2 separate regions of the Homo sapiens genome follow, and region 2 is linked to region 1. Evidence: read pairs that join two places in POLR2A ChIA-PET (ENCODE). Cell type or tissue: B cell. All regions are shown on one strand. Each heading gives the region's core, and the rest is flanking DNA. Links, peaks and the distances in the headings are about the cores only.

Region 1 (4,403 bases), core at 155-4,154:
TCCTTAAAAATAATCTTTTTTTTTTTTTTTTTTCTAGAGAGGACCCAATAAGTCCTGGTACTATTAAGAGAGCATTCTTAAAGCAGGTTTTAAAAGTAATAGCAAATTAGTGCATTGACTCTCATTTTAAAATGTATTACTTTATGCTCATTTACTTACTGCTTTACTCTATAAATGTTTGTTGATCATGAGCAATACATGAGATCACATGAAAGTACTGCCAGGGATAAAAAAATAACAACAGTACCACTAATACCTTTACTATGACTGCTGCTATGGATAACACCGAATTACTTACAAAGGGCCAACTGTACATCAAGCACTGTTCTCAGCACTTTACAGAAACTCATTTATTCCCCACAAAAGCCTTTAGAAGTAAGTCCTATGATTATCCTTCTTTTCATACTTGAGGAAACTAAGGCACAGGGAGGTTAAGTAATGCCCCATGTTAAACAGCTAGTAATGGGCAAAGCTAGGATTTGATTTAGGCAGAATAATTGCTACAGTCGAGTGTGTGTATATGGGTGTGTTGTGTGTGTGTGTTTGTGCATGCGCATGTATGTGCTTAATAGAGGTAACAGTAGAAGAATTCTTAGAAAAATGCTGAGGGCAGAGGCTGTAGAATTCTAGCTATTGAGAGAGCCGTGGAACTGACTTGAACCATGAACTTTGAGTAGGAGCTGGATGTGCAGAGATGGAAGCTGAGCCTGGCAGCACAAGAGTAGCAAAGCAAGCTGTCCAAATTGCCTCATCTGTGGAGTATACAAAGTTGATTATGGATGGTAAGGCCAAGCTAGTAGATGAAACCAAATTGTAAACCGAAGAATCAGACTAGTAAGTGTGGCTTTTGTTTAATGCCAATGGTAAATCGTTGATTTTTAAAAATATTGGGGAGATATGTTCAGAAATGTGTTTCAAAGTTTAAGTCTAATAACAATGTGTGGTTAGATTGCAATAGAGAAAGACTGATGTGTTTAGAACAAGATTACAATAAAAAGTCAGAAAATAGTGTTGGGGGTAGCAGTTATTACGCGAAAGACAAGGTGGTGTCAGCAGAGTTTATTGTTTAGGAAAAAAATCACTCAGTACCTTATACCTTGGCATTTATAAACTAGACAATCTCAAAAAATGTTATTGAACCAAACTGACAAAATAAGAAGGCTTTTTTATTCAAATATAAGCTTCTGAGTGTCATGAGCACACATCTTTTTTGATGCCTTTTTATAGCTTCTTAGATAAAAGCTCATTTTTATGGTTACATTCGGTATGGTTTCTTGTGCACATGCTATGCTTCTGTGTGAAAGATGAGTAAATCAGATCCATTTTCATTGCAGTTTTCCTCAGATGGCAAGTGTGAGTGGAGCAAGCACACTTTTGCCTGATTGGAAGCACCTGCAGTTTATTTGCCATGGGGTTGTTCCCTGTGTTTTTGCCCGGACTCATACTTTACAGAGTGCTGCCCAATCCTGCTTATTTTCCTCTCACTGCAACTTTCATATCAGCTGCCATTGGGGTTGTCTTCTTACTACTCTCTGAAATTCACTACGCCAGAGCCTTCTCTGCAGCTCATGTGAAATGCAGCCAACTCAAAGCCGTTCATGTAGCTGTAGATTCAGGTGGTTACAAGATACCACGTGCTGGCATAATGATTTCACAAATATGGCATGACTTATCAAAGCATGTGATTCTATTTTAAGTTTCATTCCTATCGGTAACTGAATACACTGTCTCTATCAGTTATTTCTGAGCCTGTTACACGGACCTTCAAATCTGGGAAGATTCCCTCTGAAGCAAATGTGATAATAGTAGTGATTCTGACTTCTGCTTTTTTCCCCTGCCCACCAACGAGTGGTATTTTAGGTCATTAGAAACAATGATGATGCCTTTGGCAAATTAGATTCAATGCCAGGGAATAACTCTACAGTCTATGAGTGCCCAAAACTATTGAAATTCACAGAAATGGCAGCGTAATGATTGCTTTGAAATAGGAATTACAAGTGCTCTTTAGCATTTGTAATCAGGGAGCTAAGAAGAACATAACAAGGGGTCTTAGATCATCAGTAGAAGCACAGCATTACCAAGTGTGGTTCTCTATGATTTATAGGCTGAAGTAGTGAATGGACAGTAGGGACAGTCCACACATGGGGTATAATAATGAGTAAGAGTGTGAACACCTTGGAGAATTAGATTCAACTCACTGGCTTTCCCAACCATAATAATTTAGTCAACAGTGTTGAAAATATTTTCATGAGGTATATGGTCTTTCCGTGTGCTATAGAAAAATACAAACATAGGGCTGAGCGCGGTGGCTCACACCTATAATCCCAGCACGTTGGGAGGCAGAGGTGGGCAGATCACGAGGTCAAGAGATCTAGACCATCCTGGCCAGCATGGTGAAACCTGTCTCTACTAAGAATACAAAAATTAGCTGGGGGTGGTGGTGCACACCTGTAGTCCCAGCTACTCAGAAGACTGAGGTGAGGGAATCGCTTGAACCTGGGAGCTAGAGGTTGCAGTGATCCGAGATCATGCCACTGCACTCCAGCCTGGCAACAGAGTGAGACTCCATCAAAAAAAAAAAAAAAAAAAAAAAAAAAGAAAGAAAGAAAGAAAGAAAAGAAAAATACAAATATAGAAAAAAGTTTCTATTTTCTAAGGCAGTGTCAGCCAATGGAAAGATAATGTGAACCACATACGTAATTTTAAATTTTCCTGTAGCCACATTTTTTAAAAAAGTAAAGAGGTGAAGTTAATTTAAAAAATATGTTATTGGACCAAATATATCCAAAATATTATGTTTCAATATATAATCAGTATAAAAATTACTAGTGAGAGAGTTCACATTCTTTTTTTATATTGTCTTCTGAATCTGGTGTGTATTTTATACTTACAGTGCATCTCATCTGAGACTAGCTGTGTTTCAAGTGCTCAGTAGGTTACATGTGGCTCATTACTACCATATTGGGCAGCACAATTCTGGGTATTTAAAAAGCCAGCTGGTATAAAAGGTTTTATATGATGATAAACATGCATACATGTAAGATTTTCATAACATTATCATATTCATCATTTAATGAATCAATTAGGGCAATGTTTCCAAGAGTGTGGCCTGAGAAACATCACTTTTCCTATAAGGTATTATGTAAAAAGTGGTGTGCAAGGATATAAAAACAGAAAATTCTGGGTTAAAGAAATTTTCTCCAGCCTCTCTGCTGGTGAAAACCTCAGATGTGTCAATGCATACTGTGGATTTCCAAGAGAATGGGTATACATTTCCTATTCTTAATTGGTCGTGAAATTGTTTTTTCACAGAGCATCTCTTGGGCCTAGTGTTACAAGGAATATACTGTGGAAAATGCTGATTTAAGCCTCAAATAAGTGATGTAGGAATTTGGAAATTGGAAAAAGGCAAAATGGAGAGGTTCTGGGAGCCTTTTTGGGAATGTGGGTGTACCTTCAGTTAATTCTTCTCAAGTGTGTACAGCAGAACTTATTACAATATTTGGCTTACTCTACACTTGGCTGTCTCCCCACAAATTTTAAAGTTTTTTTAAAAAAGAAAGAGTCTTACTTACATTTTTATCCTACATTGGACCAGGCACAATTATCAGCAAATATTTGTTGAATTGAATGAAACAGAAAGTTTGATACAGACCAGTGCAAAGTGGGGAACCTAAAGAGAAACAAACTTCTCTAGCCCAAGAAGAGAAACAAATCACACCAAGAAGTTAAGATCAATGAGGAAATGACAATGAGAGCAATAGTGTCATTGTAGCAGCAAAGGGTCTCTCAGACATTCAACCTCAGAGTCATTCATAGGAGAATATCCACATTAAAGGCAAATCAAAAGAGAGAGCAGTGAAGAGAAGGTTAGATAGGGCAAGGCACAGAATCACGTGTTGAAAGCTAATAAAAACCTCCCTTCACTGTAACATGTGTGGGTGTTTCTGCCTTTAATAGAGCAATCTCTAGGTTTTTGAGAAAATCGGATCTGAGATACAAGGTAGGAGGAGGTGCACATCAGATGGGAAGGTCAAGAACCAGAGCTTAGGGAACAAACTCTAGAAAATGTACTTTTCTATCGAGACACCCCAAGAAAGACAAAGTTATAGAAATAAATTATTATCAAGACCAGCCTGGTCAACATGGTAACACCCCGCTCCACCAAAAATACAAAAACTAGCCTGGCTTGGTGGCACACACCTATAATTGCAGCTACTTACGAGGCTGAGGTAGGAGAATTGCTTGGACCTAGGAGGTGGATGTAGCAGTGAGCCAAGATCACGCCACTGCACTCCAGCCTGGGCAAAAGGGTGTGTGAGATGTCATCAAGAAAGAAAGAGAAAGAGAGAAAGAGGGAGAGAGAGGGAGAGTGAGAGACAGAGAGAGAGAGAGAGAAGGAA
Region 2 (4,403 bases), core at 128-4,127, 150 kb after region 1:
TCAAATTCTTTGTAAATTTGGAACTGCCTAATAAAGGCAATGGTAAGAGGCAATGATTCATCCTGAAACAAAGTCAAGAAAAACATATTAAATGATATTATCTGTAACATCTGGATTAGGAAGTTGAATAATTAAGGCATTTTCCTGATAATGGTACTTTACACAACATTAACAACATGTTAATTCTTTTTAGTATAAACAACTGCATTATTTCTTTATTCACAATTCGGATGATAGTCATTTTGTTTTCTATTTTAAGAGACTATGATAATTATATTAAAAATAACAACAAAATTTTAATTTTACACATTAGATGCTGTGACCTTATGTTTTGGCAGCTTTAAAACTATGTGATATGCACAGTAAGTATTTTAAAACACATTTTAATTTTCTCCAGGACTGTTAGTACTAATATGATATTTGTACTTAGTTTAAATATTTGTACTAAGTTTATTTGTACTAAGTTTAAATACGTAGTAGAAACAGAAAAGCGTCTCATCAAAATACTTATTTCTAGGCAATTTAGTGAGTTGCTCATCCTTTTTGCATCACCTCCCAAAGGTCATCAAAGATTGAGAAATTCGACTCACTATTTAGAGGCAGGAAGTGATCTGGAACACTGATTACCTTAGGTGATTTGAGGGAAGAAAAATTTGAATCCTATCTTCAGAAACCTCAAATACTCCTCAAGACAAGCCTTTCTTAAAGAAAGTTGGCTAAGATGTCTCCTTTTTGAAATTAATTTAAATTTTACTATAGACCAGATGTGATAAATCATGACATTTCTTGGGGGCAAGATGATGACACGTGGCACAGCATGACAAGGGACACAGTGATACACAAGGAAAGGACTAATTTACTTTGAAAGAATAAATAATATTAGCAAATACCTCCATAGCACTTAGTATATACCCGTATTAGTCTAAGTAAAAAATATATAGAGAGATACATATAAAAATTCAATCTTCACAACAACCTCGTAAAGTAGGTACATTATTGTAGTTTTCGTTTTACAGCTGAGGAAACTGAGACACACAGTAAGTTCCCAGCCCAAGGTCACACAGAAGGAACTGGCTTCAATGTCTGTGCCCTTAACTACCACATTGTTATTGTGCTTCTCACAGTATCAGAATTGTCAGACTGTGTTTACAAACATATGCCATTTAAAGAATTTAGGGGATTTGTGAATGTAATGAAAGTTACAGGATGTTCTTCATGGTTTGGTTATATAAACTTGGTTGAAAAGTAGGGAGCGAAGTGATGGGAGAGCTGAGATCTTAGAATTTACTATGAAATAAAATTAAAATACACTGCCTCTTGATTACTAAGCCCAAAGTGACTTACGCTGACTTCTATTTTAGATTGCAATGTGGCTTACAGTTGGATTGTGCAAGAATCTAATAACCATTCCAAAAGAAAATAACTAGGGGTAAAGATCAAACTAATTTAGTGTGACATAAAATAAATACTTACATCCTTTTTATTGTTGTGCTTACAGCCAAATGTTACATAAGGTGTTATTTTTAACAGATGGATTAAAATTTACTATTTGTAATGGTTTACACTCATATCCAAAGGAAAACCACTAGAGGTGGTTTGCACCAGATTAAAACTTTTTGAAACAAAATCATACTAGCAAAAGCAGCCTCTCCCATGTGGTTGTAAAGTAATAAAGGAGAATCAAGTCAACACAAACTAAAGTTTCATGTGTGACTTTATAATTTGCAGAGTAAGTAAAAGCATCTGATTCATGTGAATTGGAAAGGCAGAAAGGGCGGTGGCTGAGGGCTGCCTTTGTCCCTATCAGATGGCCATTCAGAACCATCAGGGTAGCTCTACTGCAGAGGCCAAGCCTTTCCTTCCACATTTTAGTAACCACCTGACACCCATGATCATGGCCCACACATTTACTTGGCCCTGTTTAGCCAAGAAGAAAGGGCAGATCCTTGGTGCCCCTACTCACTCTTTGGTGAGAGAAATATCACCAAATATACCAGTACATTTAAATACACCTCGAATTCTCTGGAAACCAACGAAAGGTGTAGATACACAAAATGGAAATCAATAACTACCTATGTATTGCCAGTACATAATCCTTACTTTCTCTTAGTCCTATCCACTGTCATTGTTTTATCTCAAATTCCCTGGCAAACAAGGCTCTATGCAAGGCAAGAAATAACACAGGACACAATAGCAAAATGGGAAAGCTGAAGAAGTGAATGGGATAAATCCTCTCTAACATGTCCCCTACTTAATGGGTACAGGAACTTTGCAAACTGAAAGATAAATTTCAATTCTCAGTGTGAGAAATTATTTCCTTCACCGGCTTAAAGTTGTTTTGCTTTCCCCAAATGCCCAATTCATCATTTTTTGAGAAACTATACTTTAAAATACAAGAATGATTTCAAAATTTCACTTGCCACAATTCCTGTAACTGTGCCCATATCCAACACATCCAGTGCTTTAAAACCACAGGGAACCTAATCCAGACTATTTCCATAATATAATTTTAACACCCTTTTGTAAGGTCTTAACAGTTCCACAAGAATTAGCTGTCAATATCATTTTTGGTCAAACGTTTCAGATTTCCATAGAGGTCTAGGAATGAGCTCACTTACCTTAAACCTTAAGTCCTTTCCCTAAGGGAGAACAGGAAGCCATTTGGGGCAGGCTGCACTCCCCAGGTAAGAAGGAGGCAGGACATAAGGCCCAGTTCTTGCTCATTCCTTACACCTAAGGAAATCTTCACCAATTGACTCTCCCACTTCTACCCACTGAAAACCACAACTCTCAGGGAATACTGCCTTCTCCACTAACCCAACATATTTCTAACCATAGCCCAACCATCATTTGCTTTTAAATCTCTCCTCTTCTCAGAGGTTGGACTCACAATGCATACTCCTTGGGATTCCTTTCTGTTCTTGCCAAATAGAGCACATAATACTTCTGTAACCAGCCTTCCAAAAAACAGAGCATACACAAGCTAAGTAGCTTTTGGAGTTGAAATTTAAAATAATTTAAGAGATTTCCATGTTAATACCAACATCTGTAAATAATAAAAAAATGCAAAATTCATGTGAAGTTTTACAATCAGAGAACTTCACAGGCTCACACTGGACTTTTCGCTAAAAGACAAGATTCCCAAGGGTGACCATTAGTCTCCTCTGCTTTGAGGGATATACTTATGGAAAACAGAGCAATTCTTTTCAACAGGTAGATGTCCAAATCGGCCATCTTATTCCACTGGTGATACAGGAGGCTACAATTTGGTGGGGAAGTCACTGGCCTCACTGTTGAGTTTGTTCTGTGTCAGAGAGGGCCAGCTGAGCCCCAGCATCTTCCCCACCATGATCAGTATGCCACCCTGCCCCGCAGCAGGAATTGGAGTGGTGAGGTTATTAGGAGCAGGGATCAAGGCCTGCACTCTCCAGTGAGGCTCATCAACCACCTCCTGCCACAGGAAGAGGTCAGCAAGGGCTCCCAGCCTCTTTGGCTTAAGTCACATACTTTCCCCTAAAGGCCAGACCAGCAATCAAGTAGAACCACTTAAAATGCTAGCTACCTGAAGATACACCAAAATACATAAATTAACCACTTAAAATGGTAGCTACTTGGAGATACATAAAAGCCTGAATTCTACCTATGAAGGGGAGTTGGTGTCAATGTGTAATAAGTGAAAAGGTAGGCAGAATATGAAAGAGGTTTGGAGGTCAAGGAGAACCTCAGGTGAAGAAATGAATGAAACCTCTCCCATGATCTTACTGCTCAAGTCATCTAATGGCTCCCTTCTGGCTGGGTATGATGGGATTGGAAAGCTAGAGAGGCTGACTTGTTGCAGCTTCTCTTGGGCTAAAATGCCTGTAAGACACACGGTTGATAACAGCAATACTAGCAGTTGCACTGAATGAGTACTTTGTGCCAGGCACTTTGATAGGCACCACAAACATGCTGGTATTATCCCTGTTTTACAGGTGGACATTGACTTCCTCAAAGTCCTCAAGTAGTTCACAGTGGAACAGAGATGAATTTTCAGGCAAGTCTGCACTCTTAACCACTATGCCACACTGTCTCCCCACTACAGAATTCTCTCCTCTTTAAAGGTTTTTCAGACCCTTTTCTCTTTGGCTATCAAGTGAAGGAAATATGGGCTGACTATACGGAACATTACGAGCTTGCAGGTTATAAGTCAATTTTCCCTGACCAAAGGGAGTATCTTTTATCAATTTAGCCTCAGCTTGTTCTTTCAATATTAAATGCACCCCAGTGGTTGTCATAACTGATGCAGAGCTGAACAGTGAAGTTAGTGATGGCAACAAGTTGTACCTGTGAACTAGTTGTACTGAGAAGATTGTCTTCCCCATGCTAACTTTGCTTACAAATTGCCATGGGACAAGCCCAAGAGA

What was found. ChIA-PET counts read pairs that join two places held together with the same protein. Peaks named below come from ENCODE experiments on the same cell type or tissue, not always from the same donor. Only the 100,000 strongest peaks of a DNase experiment are listed, where the experiment ranks them.
Region 2: POLR2A ChIA-PET joins it to region 1 with 5 read pairs; 1 of 35 experiments calls an interaction of 5 or more read pairs at or near these places.

Annotation. Positions count from the first base shown.
Region 1 is chr7:121,197,104-121,201,506 of GRCh38, forward strand. All of the region lies in intron 16 of CPED1 (cadherin like and PC-esterase domain containing 1), which reads left to right. The region is part of intron 1 of LOC124901735 (a long non-coding RNA gene); the gene reads right to left. Among named protein-coding and RNA genes, the nearest start is that of WNT16, 130 kb to the right of the region's middle. In B cell, for the core only: no CTCF peak of the experiment used is centred there; no DNase peak of the experiment used is centred there; H3K4me3 peaks cover 871 bases; H3K27ac peaks cover 1,201 bases.
Region 2 is chr7:121,342,921-121,347,323 of GRCh38, forward strand. No RefSeq gene overlaps it. Among named protein-coding and RNA genes, the nearest start is that of WNT16, 16 kb to the left of the region's middle. In B cell, for the core only: no CTCF peak of the experiment used is centred there; no DNase peak of the experiment used is centred there; H3K27ac peaks cover 1,020 bases.